3 separate regions of the Homo sapiens genome follow, and regions 2 and 3 are each linked to region 1. A link is an interaction called in ENCODE POLR2A ChIA-PET data of the cell type or tissue named here. Cell type or tissue: OCI-LY7. All regions are shown on one strand. Links, peaks and the distances in the headings refer to the core of each region. The heading gives the core; the rest is flanking DNA.

Region 1 (5,431 bases), core at 128-5,127:
ACGGTGGGATCTCCTCACTCTCCTCAGAGCTCACCCGGACGTCCACAGGGGTCTCTGAGATTGAGGCAGTGAACTGGTCCATATCTGCACGCTGCTCCTGAAGGAGCTCATCTGATGAAGACAGGGCAGGGGACAGAAAGCAGGCTTCAGAAGGGCCTGGTGTCCAGGCACAGGATGCTCTAGAGCTCCAAGACCCCACTGTGGCTCCCAGTTCCTGCCTGAAACACCTTCCTTGATTCTGTGGCACCACAGAGCCCCAACACCAGGGACCCCAGGGCGCCGTCCCAGGCACCCCTGCATCCACCTCCACACTCCAGTTAAGTGGTATCCACAACTCCACAGATTTTGGGGGTTTAAAAAATTGTACATATTTAAGGTCTAAAATATAATGCTTTGATATACATATACACCATGAAATGATTTCCATAGTCAAGCAAACACACACATCACCTTCCAGAATTACTTTTTTTTAAAAATAAGAATACCTCAAATCTACTCTCGGCAAATTTTTAGTATATAGTACGATATTACTAACTACAGTCCTCATGCTGTCCATCCCATCTCTAGACGTATCCACCCCACGTAACTACAACTACCACTTCATACCCTCTGACCTACTTCTCCCCGACGCCAGTTTTAAATACTGACCATATACCATGACTCCCAGGCCCGAATCCTGGACCTACTGCCTGACCTCTGCCTCACCTAAATCCTACATCCCCACATAACATCCAACAGAAATTTCTATCTTAACATGTATCAAGAGAGCTCCGGATTTCCTTCTCCACCTCAGTCAGCCATGGTACCACCATCCCCGAGCTGCTCCCAGTGGAACCCTAAGTGCACTTCTTGATGCCGCTCCCCCAACCCCACACGCAGCCCTGGGCGCAGCCCCACACACTCCCACCAGAACACATCCTACAGACCATCCCCAGCTGTCCCTGGGGTGCTCCTTCTCCTACCCCGTCACCCCTTCAGTGCATACTCCCAACAGCTCTCTCCTGAATTTCTAAAATCGCTTCCTGGCTGGTTTCTAATTTTAATCGACTACACACAGCAGCCAAGTGAGCTTTTAAAAATTCATAATCCAGATCTAGTCTTTCCCTAGCTGAAAATCCTCTAACGGCTTCCCATTATCCTAGAATAAAATCCAAACTCCTTGATTTTGCTGAAATTTCTTCCTCATCTGGTCCCTGCATACTTTGGCCACATCCCCTTTGCTATGTTGTAGCCACACTGATCTACTCAAATGTGATGCCTGACTTCCACCTGGGGCCTTTGTAGCTGCCGCTCCCTCTGCTACCAACGTGCTCTCCCGCTGTGATCTTACCATTCGGATCTCAGGCCACCGTCCCCAGAGGCAGCCGCCCCGACTGGCCACTCTCTAGCACTCTGCCCGAGTTTTCACACTGCACAGCACCTATCACCAGCTGACACTTATTTTCTTGTTTTACTATCTGTTTTTCTCTTATCAACACATCAACTCCAGCAGGTACCATCTGCTCGTGGACCATTTTACTCTGTGACACGCACGCAGCAGCCATAATAAAACTTGTTGAATAAATGAAGAAGATAAAGACCGGGAGAGGAGGAGGTGAGAATTTATATAAAATCAGGTGCTTGAAATAATCAGAACGAAGGAGGAAAACGGGAACAGGAAACTCGTAGTCTCTTGCAATTTCACACCCCAGATATTCTTCCGCTAACAGAGTGAAGGTCAGTGAAGCCCGAGGCTCCATGGCTCACAGCCAGTGCACCTGTCCTTGGTTCCTCCTTCACCTTGCCATGAAAGCTCCAGTGGACTCCAGGCTTCTGAAGCCAGGATGTGCTAATGCCCCACTTCACCGGCCTTGCTTGCTCATCTCTCTCTACTCTTGCCCAGCTTTCACTCCTGAGCCTCTGCAAGAAGTCCCGTATGACCTTGACACAAAGAGCTGGTACCCACCAATTTCCTCTTGAATTTCTTGGGCTACATAAGGTACTTTGTAGAGCAGAGAGAGGCTTTGGTTCCTCCTTTCTTCAATCACGTGGAGATGTGTCATCACCTGGAAGCAGAGTTATGGTGGAGAGGTGTTGTGACTGAAAACAACTAGGCCAGGAGGGAACTTGCAGCTGGAACATCGACACAACTTCTGGAAAAACCACTTTACAAAGCATATTCTCTACAGAGTCTAGCAAAGCAACTGGTCAGGGGAAATGTATTAATCCTCACGCCATATTTACTGACTGCTAAAGTATAAGAACGTGTTCAGCCTGGGCGTGGTGGCTCACACCTGTAATTCCAGCACTTTGGGAGGGTGAGACAGCAGGATCACTTGAGCGAAGGAGTTTGAGACCAGCCTGGTCAACATGATGAAACCCTGTCTCCACCAAAAATACAAAAATTAGCCAGGCATAGTACTGTGTGCCTGCAGTCACGGCTACCTGGGAGGCTAAGGCTGGAGGATCACTGGAGCCCAGGAGGTTTAGGCTACAGTGAGCTATGACTGTGCTACTGCACTCCAACCTAGGCAACAGAGCAAGATCCTGTCTTAAAAAAAAAAAAAAAGACTGTATAATTCCCCCAGCTGACATGAGAATTTATCTGGAAAGTGCTCCAAATTAAGAGACAATTTATTTAAAAATGGCCACTAGCTACTGGATTTTCATACAAGGCACTTACTACTAATTATATTGAGCCAAAAAAAAAAAAAAGAACTCTAATTTGTACAATGCCGAATGTTCAGTAAGGTTTTGCTGAGTGAAAGAAGAGTCAGTTGATTTCTACCACTGGTCAGATTAGATGGGATTAAAAAAGACTGAAATTACTGGCTGAAAAGCAGACTTGGCAACAGAGGGAACCATTATGGATTTTGCTTAGTGAAGCAATTGCTTAAATGATTATTGTGGTAAATAAAGAATTAGTTTATTCCTATTTAACTAAATTGCTATTTTTTGAAAAACTCATGCTGAGGTATAAATAAACCTGATTTTAAGGGGGTGATAAAGGAAGACTCATCTACCGTAGCTCACTGCCTTTTCTGAATGCAAAAGTTCTAAGGTTATTCATTATTTAAAAAAAAAAAAAAAGGCCATTAGAAGTGGTCACTATTTTTACAGTTTTCCAGGATGGAAGTGAAAGGTGACGGGCTAGCATCCACCCCAATGACACGGCGAGGTGTGTTGCTGTAGCTCCCACAAGCTTTTCAAGCTAAGTCATCCCCGCCTGGTTAGACCTGCAATTACCAAGCTTTTCCTAAAGAGGGTGCTGGAAACCAGTGGATTAATTATGTGGGCCTGAAGCCATTAACATGAAGGATCAAAATGAAAAAAAAAGCTAAATGGAAAGATGCTTTTATTGTAGACTGACATCTCTCTGACCTTTCAAAGCAAGGATGAAAGCAATTTAATTTTATATTTGCCATTCTGTCAATCAAGGAAAGCACAAGAGTGAGTGCCTTGAAGAAAAAATGCAAATGAAGCCAAAATGCAACACCCACGGGTTCAGCAAGTGTTGTCCTGCTACACCTCCCAGAGGAACCGGGAGCCGTGTGAGACAGGAAGGTTCATACACTCACAGAGGACAAGAACCACAGAGCGGGAGACTGCAAATTAGTGTCTCTACAGCAAACCATTGGCTATAGTATGGGGGTAAAAGCACCATCTCACTCATATCCAGACAAGCAGACATGGCACAAGTTACAACAGGCTGAATATCTGCAAATTTTTCTGGTGTTTAGATAACAGAATAGGGAACAAGGCAGAAGGTAAGCTTTGCCAGAATTAAAGCTAAGAGCAGGTAGTAAGTAGCAGACAGGAGAGCTGGGTTTTCTCCCCAAAGGTGTTTAAATGGGAGCATTCTACTTCCCACATTACTTGGTGTGGAAGCTTGATCTCACTTGCAGGAATTCTCTATTAATTTAATATACTGATCAAAATCTCTCCTTCCCTTCTACTCTCACACAAAACTGGCTAGAATACAACACGATAATTTAATTTTAAACCAGAAAGTTTGGAAAGTGATTAAGTCTTTTCAAAAAATCAAGTAGACCCCAAGAGCCTAGGCCCTGTCAAGATGCATGCGTTTTCCATCCAGGCCTCTTGGACTTTCTCCTCTTCTGCTACATCCAGCGTGAAGCAAAGTCCTGAGCTCCAGGCCCACACCAGATGCCCCTTAGGGTCTCCAACCCAGCCCCTTTCCACGTTCTTCCCACTCTTTAGAAGCCTGAGTTCTTTTATTCCCCAAAACAACCAGCTTCTGAAGTGAACTCTGTATATCTAAGAACACCTGCTCTAGGCTGGGAGTGGTGGCTCACACCTGTAATCCTAGAACTTTGGGAGGCAGAGGTGGGCGGATTACCTGAGGCCAGGAGCCCAAGACCAGCCTGGCCAATATGGTGAAACCCCGTCTCTACTGAAACTACAAAACTTAACCAGGTACTGTGGTGGGCACCTGTAATCCCAGCTACTTGGGAGGCTGAAGCAAGAGAATCATTTGAACCCGGGAGGCAGAAGTTGCAGTGAGCTGAGATGGTGCCATTGCAACCCAGCCTGAGTGACAGAGTGGGACTCCATCTCAAACAAACAGACAAAAAAACACCTGCTCTTCACCTTTACAGTTATTATCTCTACACTAGCGTGTGAGCTGCTCAAGGGCACTCAAGGGAGTCAACCCGGCAGCACTGAATGCCAGTGTGGAGTCTGGCACTGAGACAGACCCCCAGCTCCACAAATGGAGCAGCTCAGCTCCAATACTCCAAAGGCCTTTAGGCCTTTAGGCACATTACCTTTTCATCTTCACACTCATAGCAGCTGTGGGGAAGGAGGGTTTCTGGGCTGACAGGCCAGCACCCGTGCAGTAAGTGAGCCCATGTACCCTGACACTCACAATCAGCACAGCACTGTATTTACAATATGAGAGGAAATCAAGTAAGATCAGCGTTGTTACTATAAGGCCCTCTAGGAAAACTAAGGCTGAGCTAGGAGACTTCCTGGTTTAAACGGAAGCTAGCAGTCTTGTAGGCAAGCTCATTTTTATGAATACAAAAAAGTAAAACTCAAGTTAATATATGAACAACACCAATATTAGAAGTAGGAACCAGAAACAAACCTCTGTAGATGAAAGTAAAGCTGGACAAAACCTAGGAATGTAAAAGTGTCTGTCTAAACAAAAACTATACTGCACAAAACAAGAGACCAATTTTTAAGATCTGCTTGATAAATATACCTAGAAAAGGATCTTGAATATTGGTTCTGGCAATACCCTAAATCAGAAATAAATGATATAAAAAATTCAGAAATTGTTTAAGTATAAAGCAGTTAATATAAAAAAGTATTTAAAAAGATGTTTTAAAAACAGTGACCTTGCAAAAACCAGTTCACGTACCGAATGTCTTCGGAAATCAAAACTCATTTTCTAAGGACTAGTAGCAAATGCAACTAGCAGTGCTGG
Region 2 (5,431 bases), core at 305-5,304, 190 kb after region 1:
TGCAGGTCAGGCCCTCAATAAACACACTCAGTACCGTTTCTTTAGAGTTCTTTTTTTATTATTATTTGAGACAGGGCCTTGCTGTGTCACCCAGGCTGGAGTGACACCATCACAGCTCACTGCAGCCTCAACCTCCTGGGCTCAAATGATTCTCCCATGTCAGTCTCCTGAGTAGCTGGGACCACAGGCACGTGCCACCACTGCCCAGCTAAATTTTGTATTTTTTGTAGAGACAGGGTTTCACCATGTTGCTCAGGCTGGTCTCGAAATCCTGGGCTCAAGCAATCCTCCTGCCTCAACCTCGGAGAGTGCTGGGATTACAGGCATGAGCCATCACGCCTGGCCTCTTTTTTTGGGGGGTGGGGGGGTGGAGTTTCGCTCTTGTCACCCAGGCTGGAGTGCAATGGCGTGATCTCAGCTCACTGCAACCTCCGCCTCCTGGGTTCAAGTGATTCTTCTGCCTCAGGCTCCCGAGTAGCTGGGATTACAGGCACCCGCTACCATGCCCAGCTACTTTTTTTTGTATTTTTAGTAGAGACAGGGTTTCACCATGTTGGCCAGGCTGGTCTCAAACTCCTGACCTCAGGTGATCTGCGCACCTTGGCCTCCCAAAGTGCTGGGATTACAGGCATGAGCCACCATGCCCAGCCACACCCAGCCTCTTTTTAGAGTTTGATAAGTTCTTCGATTAAGATGCACAGCAGAAAAAGGATGTTTCTGTGAGTACTGCAAAGACTTCCTCTAGATGCCTGAAGGGATTGGTGTTATTTCCCAAAAGGCCAAATATATTTCAACAAATTAATCTTCATTGAACACCTACTTTATGCTCAGCGATCTTTTAAATTTGAGGAGGAAGTATATGATATCATCATGGTCCTTAAAGAACTTAGGATAATAATGATTAATACTAAGCAGTTACTAAATGCTATACACTCTGCTACTGGCCTTATATACATATTGTTTCACTTAATACAACAACCTGAGGCATGTATTACTGTGTCCATTTTACAGACAAAGAAACTGAGGTTCAGAGAAGTGTAGTAACTTGCTAAGGGGTGGGGCAAGGATTTTACTCTAAATGCCTGACTCCAAAGCCCATAGTCTATTTCCCTGAGGTGCAGTTGGAGAGGCAAGATGGACTCATGTGAAAACGCATACTCATCACCAAAATAGATGGTGTTTGGCAATGGATGCAAAGCTGTGGGGATAGTTAATGTGTGAGATGTCTGGATCTGAAGTCTAAAGATCTTGGCAGATGGGAAGAACAGATAAAAGCAGTGAAATGAAATTTACTGGAGATAAATGCAAAATCCCCCATTTAAGTAAAAATCAGCTCTTGAAGTCCTGATGAGGGGAAAAATGGTTTAATAGCACTCTATGAGGGGAAAAGAGGACTTAGATATTTTAGTTATCTGCAAGTTCAGGATGGGTCTGCAGTAGAGCAACGTGGCCAACGTAAACACTAATGCACCCTGATGTTGTATTAATAAAAATATGGAATCCACTGCGAAATAAATGAAGACAACAAGATGATTAGGGAGCTGGGAGTTTGGTCATGTGAGAAATGACTGAATGAATTAGGGTTTTTTGGCCTTCAGATATTTGATTCTTGTGGCGGAAGGGTTACACTTATTCTAGCTACCTCCAGAGGAAAGTCCTGGGCCCTAACCAAAGCGTGGAAGATCTGGGCTCCACAGAAATTGTCATAGAACTATTTCAGAATGATTCAGGCTGCCTGGTGAGGTCATGAAATGTGGAAGCAGATGCTGAGTGCTGTTGTGGAGTGGGATTCTATGGCTCCAAGGGCTGCAGGAGTTCAGAGCAGAGGAGACTCAGGGAGGGCTGGAGGCATCAAAGGCGGTTCACTGGGAAACTGGAATGTGGTAGGATTTAGAAGGTGGCTGAGGAAAGAGTATTTTAGGTGAGGAAAACAACATATGAGAAGATAAAGGGAGTGGCATTTTTAAAAACTTGCTTTATTTATTGAATAGGACATGGCTTGAGTATGACCTTGTGCTAATTGGGCAGGAGGAGCAAGATTGCATAAAGGGATTCTAGGCCAGTGTATAATCCCATAACACTTAGATTGGAGGCAGGAGAACTTTTTAAGGTACCATTTTTATTTTCTGCCAGGATATTTGATAAGATAGCATTAACCTAATACATGACCCAAACTGTGTCTTATTTGCAGGAGACTGACTTCAGCATGATGAAACAAACAGGCACCTCATCTCTTTCATTCTTACTTAAAAACCTCAGCCTGCCTGAGCTGTTTAAAAGGAGAGCTGTGAGCTATGGAACTTTGTTAACCATGTGTTGCACGACGTGTTTAGTTTTAAAAGACAAGTGGTTGAGGATAGGTCAACTCATTTACCCCCTCCAGTGTGGTATGGCTACTCTGGAAAGGCAAGAGGGACCCCCACCCCAGGTTTAGTTCAGATGTGGAAACTGATGATACCTCACATGTGCACACATCGAAACGGTCTGTTGCTTACCTATTTGAAGTCTTGGGAGACAGGGCAGGCCTCTCAAGCAGTGTGAAACGGCTGAATGAGCCAGGAAGAGACCAGGTTTTATTAAGTTTTAGGGGTGGGGTCAGGACGCAGGTGGTCAGGGCCTTGCCAGTGTTGACTCTCCCACTGCTGCCAAAGGAGGGAGCACCTGAGCCTTCTTAGCAGCCCTCCCAGGTGTGGGACAGAAGGGGCAGAGGGAGGGCAGAGGCTTAAAGGCTGTGAGCAGTCAGATCAAAAATGAAGCCAGCTCTTCCTCACAGCCGGTAGATGGAAGTCATTTTTCCAGGGCCTGGAAGGAGTTGGTAGGAAGACTAGATTTCAGCCAGCCCTTGCGCCCTGTTTGTGCCAGCAGGCACCAGCGAACCAAAAGCAGGTGTCCATGTCTGCTTACTCTGTGCCTTCAACTTTTGCCCAGGCCTCATTGCCAGTTCATAACCAGGTGCTGCCTTCCATCGAGAGTGTAGATGGGTCCGACCCTTTGGCAACTCTGCAGACCCCTCTAGGCAGACTGGAGGCCAAAGAGGAAGAGGATGAGGATGAGGACGAGGACACTGAGGAAGATGAGGAAGAAGACGGTGAGGACACGGATCTGGATGACTGGGAGCCAGACCCGCCCCGGCCCTTCGACCCACACGACTTGTGTAAGTGTGGGCACGGGTCTCCCCCAGGGAAGCTGTGTCCATCTTGTGTGTCTGTGTACGTGTGCGTGTGTGTGAACATAGCTCCCGTGCGTCAGGTCCTTCCGTGTGCAGCCAACTGTGCTACATTCTCTGCTTGCTTCATCCCACCTGGCCTTCACTGCAGCCCTTTGAGGGACACTCTCCTTCGTTTTCTGATTTACTGATGAGTAAACAAGCTCAGAAGATTGGGAAGCTCGCTGGGGGTCACACAGGGACGAAGGGGCATCAGGCAGCCAAGCCCAGGTCTCTCACACCAGAGCTTCAGCTACCAAACCACCATGGTAGATTTGCCCGATCCTGCGCTCTTCAGCCACTTCAGCTTTAACAAGTTTGCCTTGCTGCTTTGCCTCTTCCATGATAGCCTTTTAAGAATGCTGTTCTATCCCAGGCGTGAGTGCCCTGAGTCTACTACCTCCTTTATGCCCTCCATGGCCCTACCATGAGGTGGGTAGCTTTCCCAGGGCTGTGCCAATAATTTGAGGGTCAGGACTCCAGTTCAGGCAGTCTGGCCCCTCGGCAGCGCCCTTGATCAGCCACCCCACCCTACTGCTTGCTGGGGGTTCACATTCCACCACCAAGAAACCATCAGTTTCTTTCTGTGGATTTTCTTGCTTATGTGGCAAAGTGCTTACTCATTGATTTGCATTACTGAGGCTCTTCAGAGCTTTGTGGTTTCATCCTGTTTCTCCTGGTCCTTCTGTGTGGTGGTGGTAAAATCTGTCTGCTTGGGCCCAGTGTTCAAGCTCCACATCTAATCCCAGTTCAACAGAGAACTTGCTCGTTTTGGTTTTCCTTGAATTCATACGTTTTCTTTTCTTTTCTTTTTGTTTGTTTTTGTTTTTTTTTCTTTAATTTTGAGACAGGGTCTTGGTCTGTCTCCCAAGCTGGAGTGCAGTGGTTCAAGCTCGGTTCACTGCAGCCCTCTGCCTCCCAGGTTCAAGCAATTCTCAAGCCTCAGCCTCCGGAGTAGAGTAGTTGGGACTACAGATGTGCACCACCACGCCCAGCTAATTTTTTTTTTTTGTATTTTTAGTAGAGATGGAGTTTCACCATGTTGGCGAGACTGGTCTCGAACTCCTGACCTCAAGTGATCCGCCCACCTCAGCCTCCCAAAGTGCTGGGATTACAGGCTGAGCCACTGCACCTGGGAAAAATTCTTACATTTTTGAGGCAACTCCTAAGTCAAATGCACAGAAAATCACTTTATCTTTAAAATATTAATACAAAGTAGCTCTGTTATTTGAGAATTGTAGAAATTAAAAATAACTATTTCCTAAACCAGGTCACCATGCAGCTGGAGTAAGGTAAAGCATGTTAAGTGTGTTAAGGGTTGTGGGCATGGCCTGTGTGGTCCATTTGCTCTCCTCCGTTTTGGGGCTGTACCTGTCTCGTTCTGGCGGTTAGCTTACAGGTGGGTGCTCCTGGCAAAGAGGCAGGGCGTGTGGCCGGACTGGTGCAAACCGAGTGCTCTTGGAATGGGCGGAAAATGTTGTGTCATCCCAGTGAATGAAGGAAGGGATTCTAAATTTGTTCATTTTAGCATTATCTAATCAGACAGTATGCACTGAACTCTCAGACCGCACAACCCTTTTTCCGTTTGAGTTAGGCTGAGATATAAGACTTCTGTAACTCCCTTTGAGAAAATTGATTCAATAGTATTGTCAGGGTTCCTCCCCGGCCCCGGAATAGTTTTATTGAGATAATGGGCATACTATAAAATTCACCTATTTTGTCTCATCAGATAGTGCAACATTTAGCCTGATACGCTCTTTTTACTCTTCAGACATGTTGTAATTGATTTGTAAATTTAGTGGCCACTATTCAAAGGACTCTCCAGCAAAGAAGTCAGTCATGGCCTGCTAGTTGTTTTTGGCAGGCATAAGCAAATTCTGTCTGATTTTAGAGGAGAATTACAGGATTTTTACTGGTCTCCCAGAGAGAATGTATTACCGTTGAATGGGTAGCGCCATTAGGAGTTCATTGAATTTTGGCTTGAAAATGCAGACGGGGATTTTTCGGGTCAGAATTTTTTACCTCACATCAAGTCACACTGAGGAATTGGACTTTTCTTCAAGACTGTCTCTCTTTTGCAGGGTGTGAGGAGTGCAATAACGCGCATGCTTCAGTGTGTCCGAAGCACGGCCCCTTGCACCCGATCCCCAACCGGCCGGTGCTCACCCGGGCCAGGGCGAGCCTCCCCCTGGTGCTCTACATAGACAGGTTTCTGGGCGGGGTGTT
Region 3 (5,431 bases), core at 305-5,304, 190 kb after region 1:
TGATGAGACGCTTTGTAACTGGATGATGTTTGTACGGCCAGCCCAGAATCACCTGGAGCAGAACCTGGTGGCTTACCAGTATGGCCACCATGTGTATTATACAACCATAAAAAATGTGGAGCCCAAGCAGGAACTGAAGGTACAGTGCTGCCTGACCCGTGCTGCTATTTGCTAGCAAGAGTGATTGTTTAGGGCTTTTTGCAATTTTATTTTCCTAAAGTGGGTTTGTTTAACAAAAAAGGGGGAGGGGGGTCATTTTCTGGTTATTCACATACTTATTGAGTAGCTACCATGTAGTACACACTGTCATAATCCTGTAAATAGAATGAAAAGTATATGGCTTTTATGCTAATCAAAGGGCCTATGTGAAGCCGGGCATGGTGGCTCACACTTGTAATCCCAGCACTTCAGGAGGCTGAGACAGTTGGATCACTTCAGGTCTGGAGTTCAAGACCAGCCTGGTCAACATGGCAAAACCCCATTTCTACTAAAAATACAAAAATTAGCCGAGCATGGTGGCGGGTGCCTGTAATCCCAGCTACTTGTGAAGCTGAGGCAGGAGAATCGCTTGAACCAGGAGATTGCGCAGAGCCAACGTGAAAGCATGAGGTCCAGGGGTAAGGAGGTGGTAGTTTTGGGGAGTAGACCAGTACAGATGCTCCTCTACCTATGATGGAGTTAGATCCCAATAAGCCCCAGTGTAACTGAAAATATTGTAAACTGAAAATGTACTTAATACACTCAACCTACGAATATCATACCTCAGCCTGGCCTGCCTTAAATGTGATCAGAACACTTGCATTAACCTACAGTTGGGCAAAATTATCTAACACCGTGCCTATTTTATAAGAAAGTATTGACTATCTCATGTCATGTATTGAATACTGTACTGAAAGTGAAAAGCAGAATGGCTGTATGGGCACTCAGACGATTTCTACTTGAACGCATCTCACTCTCACACCATCGTCATGTCAAAAACTTGTAAGTCAAACCATTGACAGGAACGCGTGTATATCTGTGACGGAGTGATTAAAGATGTCGGTTAACTTCATTTACACACTCCATAGTTGGGAAACAGATGTTTAGATGTATGGGCAAGATTTTTTTCTTTGTATGAATGTTTTACTCAAAGGATCCTATGTGCCGACTTCTGATTTCATAAATATATTTTGGGGTAATAACTATTGAAATTTATCTAAATAATAATTCTTGATGACATAATAAAATTTTGCTATGATTCTAAATGAAAATTCCTTTTTTAAAATAAAGCTTATATTAAGAACATGCCAAAAGAGGGGATCAAAATACTCTTTAGCTTCCTGATATAAATGAAAAATAGGCAAGAAATGATCATATAAGTACACAAACACTGAATTGCACAGTGCCTCCATATGGTACAAATTAGAAATGGATACCTCTTTTGAGGGAGAAAGAATCCTGGATTTTGTTCAAAAGGTATGCAGAACCTCTGTTTTTGAAACCATCAGCTAGAGAATCCATAAACCCCAAAGAAAACATGTAAAAGGAGATTCCTATCTCATACCATGTATGCCAATAAATTCCTGATTAGAAAAAAAACTGAGGTGAATATTTTTTAACTGTGAAGGGCAGATTTTCTCTTTTAAACCAGTAGATAGAACTATAAAGTTGGAGAGAAACAAATAAGAATATAACAGTTCAGTCTAATGAACAACCATAAAACAAAAAGGAAACAACAGAAAGGGGGAAATATTTGTAATACACATTAAAAGGTTCAACTTTCAAAACTGACAGACCTCACTGCACCCAGATGGACAAATGAACAAATGTCAGGAATTGACTTTATCTGGAGGAGGAAACAAATAGTAAAAAAAAGTTTTAAAACAGAAAATAGCAAATGCATTCTGGGCTTAATACCTACATGATGTGTTGATAGGTCCAGCAAATCACCATGGCACATGTTTACCTATGTAACAAATCTGCACATCCTGCACATATACCCTGGAACTTTAAAAAGTTAAAAAAATTTTTCAACATTAATAATTTTTAAAACCGTCAAAATAACTATGAGCTACTATTTATATTTAAATTAGCAAAAATAAATGGATACAGTACAATGAATGTGAATGTTGAAAAAATAGGAATGTCAATTGTAGAATTGCATTTCATAAAACATTTCTGGAAGTATATAGCAAAAATATTCTTGGCTGAGTAAATCTAATCATTGAATGTTAATCAGAGGAAATAGTTATAAAAAGAAGACAGTACTAGACTCTACTGTATTTCACTGACCCTGATACCAATGATTTTAGGATGCACTATTATTTTATGCACCATTAAGAAAAAAAGCTACCTATTACAGTGCTTTTTAAAAATAAAAAATGGTTAGAAGGAGCTATTTTAGACTTATTTTGACATAATTTTAAAATTACATCATACTTGTGCATTCATAAAAAGACACACTGAAGCAAAATAAATTGGTTGAGGTATAAACCACTTTGTGTGCAGAGCCTGAATTCTTTTTCCTGCATCACTGTTTGACTTCATTGTGGATGTTTGTGCCTTTCTGTGTGCTGTCATCTTCTGTGCCATTGAGAATGTGAAGCAGCTGCAATATTTTAAAAATAAGTGTTCTGCTGTTGCCCCTGGGATGTTCCCTCAAGCCACTGATCACCTTCCTGCAAGTTTTGATACTGTGCTTTCCCATTTGATTGAACTCATCTGTGTCTTTTTCCTCAATTGACTCACGTATCCTTGAAGTGGAGAGGCTTTGGATCAAGCCTGTAGGAAGTTTCTGACAGCTGATGCCTTACTGAGAAGCCCTGCAGGATGCACGCCAGCCTTGCATGGCTTTCAGATTTCTTGTGTTTGTTCTGAAGGAAATGGCAGATCTTTTTGGCCTTCATTTGCATTGCTTGGCACGTGTTCACTCATGGGGTGTCAGTGGGCTTACAGCTGAATGAGGTGAGAACAGTACAAAGAGCTTGACCAGGTTTGTGCAGGAGCAGTGAGCAGGTAGCAAGAGCTCCATCGTGGCCATGACTGTAGAAGGCCCTAGAGTGTGAAACACATCCTGACTTCTGACCTGTGAAAATATTTAAAAATACACCTTGGAATTGATCAGGGTAGGATTTATAATAGTAAAATGATAATCCATCTAAAAGTGCAACTACAGGGGCGTAGTTAATTAAATTATAGAATACAGACTATGTAGACTATTATTCCACAGTAAAAAATAAAATGTCTTTATAAATATTTCCATATATTTAAAATAATCCGTAAAAATCATATATGATTAATTCATTTGGTAATTGATATATTGAACTCTTACTGTGTTTGAGACCCTAGAAAACATAGACCAGCTCCCTATGTTCAGGGAACCTGTATTCTAGAGCAGACATGGACAGAAAGATGTAAACAAGCAAATAATAACTCATGGGGTAAGTTCCATGAAGGAAACAGATGGTGCAGGAAGAGCAGGTAACAAGAAAGGGACCGATTTTGATGTGATGGTTGGGGAAGGCCCTGCTGACGAGGCTCTACTGAGGCTGAGAACTATGGAATGGGGCCAGCACTACAGAGGGTTAGGGCAGGGGTGAGGGCAAAGAGCCCAGCACTTGTGGGGGTGAAACAGCAGGGCTGAAGACTTGGGATGGTGAAGCACTTGGCATGTTTGAGCAGTTGAAAGCAGGCCCTGTTGACTGAAGCGTGGGTCAGGGAGACTGACAAGGGCTGAGTTTGCTTTTCCAGGTTGGGGAGATTGTGGAGCCCTTTGGAGATTATCACAAACATTTCAGGTTTACTATGAGACGAGAAGCCGTTGCCTGCATGACAAGATCTGATTGTGTGTTCTTTTTATTGATACATGTTAGTTGTACATATTTTTGGGATACACGTGATATTTTGATGCCTGTATATGATGTGTAATGATCCAACTGGGGTAACTGGGATTTGAGGAGACCACTCTGGCTACTGTGTAAATTGCAGAGAAAAGGAGAGGCCAGTCAGAAGGCCAAGTGGCCATCCAGGCAAGAAATGGTCTTGGCATGCATCAGGGTGGCAAAAGCGGGGATGGAGAACAATCGAGGGAGCGGTAGTCCTTGCTAAAGGCATATAGAAGCAAGCGGAGGAATCAAAGGCACCTTTCAGGTTTCAAGTCTGAGCAACTGGGTGGAAGGTATTCATCAAGATGGGGAAGATGGGTGGAGGTGTGAGTTGGAAAGCATTGAGAATTCCATTCTGGACATGCTGAGTTTGATCTGTTTGTGAGACATCTAAAACATCCAGTCAAACACACTCAGAGGGAACAGAGAGAGTCTGGGATGGAGATATTAATTTGGGATTCATTAGCATAGAGTTGGTTGGAAATGAATGTGGCCACCTGAGGTCAAAATAAGAAGTCCCTACACTCTGACTAAGCTTTGAGCCACACCAATATTTAGAAGTTAGGGAGAAAAAAAAAAGAGGCCAACAGAGTGAGCAGAAGTAGCCAGTGGGTGGGCGGGAGAAGGTGGTTGCCTTGGAAGGTGTCATTGGTGACCCCAGTAAGGGCTGTTTGGTGGCAACCACTATGACTACAACCCTGTAAAAACCAGTGTTTAAATATAGATAAGAAATCAGGGGAGGCTGTTTTATTTAGTTGAAGAGACTATGATTATAATTCTTGTGAAGTTATTCTAGTAACAGAAACCATTTTCTGAAAAAGAAAACAGGCAGTGCGTCTTGGCAAATGAACTTCCTGACTGATCTGCTGGAAAGGTATTGCAAGGGGAGCTCACAGCATGATCTTTTTTTCCATTGTTAATGGGCTGTGGAAAAGCCTGAATTGTTTCCTGTAAGCAGGAGAAATAATTTAAGCATGCAAAGAACATCTGGTGATGTCCCCAGTTCTTGATGATATACTTGCTTCTTGCAGGTGTGGTATGCCGCATCCTATGCTGAGTTCGTGAACCAGAAAATTCATGACATTTCTGAGGAAGAAAGGAAAGGTGGTTAGACGTTTATGTTTTACATTTTCTATATGAATTCTAAATTGTATATATCACATCTTTATGAAACCTCTAATTTTTTTTTTGTCTCAGTATATTTCAGAAGTTATTCCAGTAGGTTTTTTAGAGACACACATCTCCATCTAATTCAGTGTCAAACTACAATGACATTTACATTTCTTTCATGTGTGCTGGAAAATAATATTTAATATAATGAAGACTTCCAAATACCAAATTAGAACCTAGATCAGAGGACGATTCCTATCCAGATTTTATCATCTCTGAGGATATACCAAGGCAGGCATTGGCTTTGTTTTTAATGCAAATGTCACTGAAGTATAATCTACATACAGAAAGCTGCACACATCATAAGTATATGGCTTAAATTTTCACAAAGTGAACACACCCATGTAACCTGCACCCAGATCAAGAAACAGCGTTACTGTGCCCTAGAAGTTTCTTTG

What was found. ChIA-PET counts read pairs that join two places held together with the same protein. Peaks named below come from ENCODE experiments on the same cell type or tissue, not always from the same donor. Only the 100,000 strongest peaks of a DNase experiment are listed, where the experiment ranks them.
Region 2: POLR2A ChIA-PET joins it to region 1 with 9 read pairs; 5 of 35 experiments call an interaction of 5 or more read pairs at or near these places.
Region 3: POLR2A ChIA-PET joins it to region 1 with 6 read pairs; 5 of 35 experiments call an interaction of 5 or more read pairs at or near these places.

Annotation. Positions count from the first base shown.
Region 1 is chr11:130,130,243-130,135,673 of GRCh38, reverse strand. It overlaps APLP2 (amyloid beta precursor like protein 2), which reads right to left. Exons shown (of 17, transcript NM_001142276.2): 12 at 1,946-2,045; 13 at 1-111. Among named protein-coding and RNA genes, the nearest start is that of ST14, 27 kb to the left of the region's middle. In OCI-LY7, for the core only: CTCF peaks have their summits at 3,034 and 3,249; a DNase peak (open chromatin) is centred at 3,233; H3K27ac peaks cover 2,689 bases.
Region 2 is chr11:129,944,868-129,950,298 of GRCh38, reverse strand. It overlaps PRDM10 (PR/SET domain 10), which reads left to right. Exons shown (of 21, transcript NM_199437.2): 5 at 2,929-3,154; 6 at 5,287-5,431. Among named protein-coding and RNA genes, the nearest start is that of NFRKB, 52 kb to the right of the region's middle. In OCI-LY7, for the core only: a CTCF peak has its summit at 2,629; DNase peaks (open chromatin) are centred at 2,588, 3,238 and 3,848; H3K4me3 peaks cover 3,815 bases; H3K27ac peaks cover 5,000 bases.
Region 3 is chr11:129,937,134-129,942,564 of GRCh38, reverse strand. It overlaps PRDM10 (PR/SET domain 10), which reads left to right. Exons shown (of 21, transcript NM_199437.2): 7 at 1-139; 8 at 4,895-4,967. Among named protein-coding and RNA genes, the nearest start is that of NFRKB, 44 kb to the right of the region's middle. In OCI-LY7, for the core only: a CTCF peak has its summit at 1,408; DNase peaks (open chromatin) are centred at 2,884 and 4,894; H3K4me3 peaks cover 3,315 bases; H3K27ac peaks cover 4,801 bases.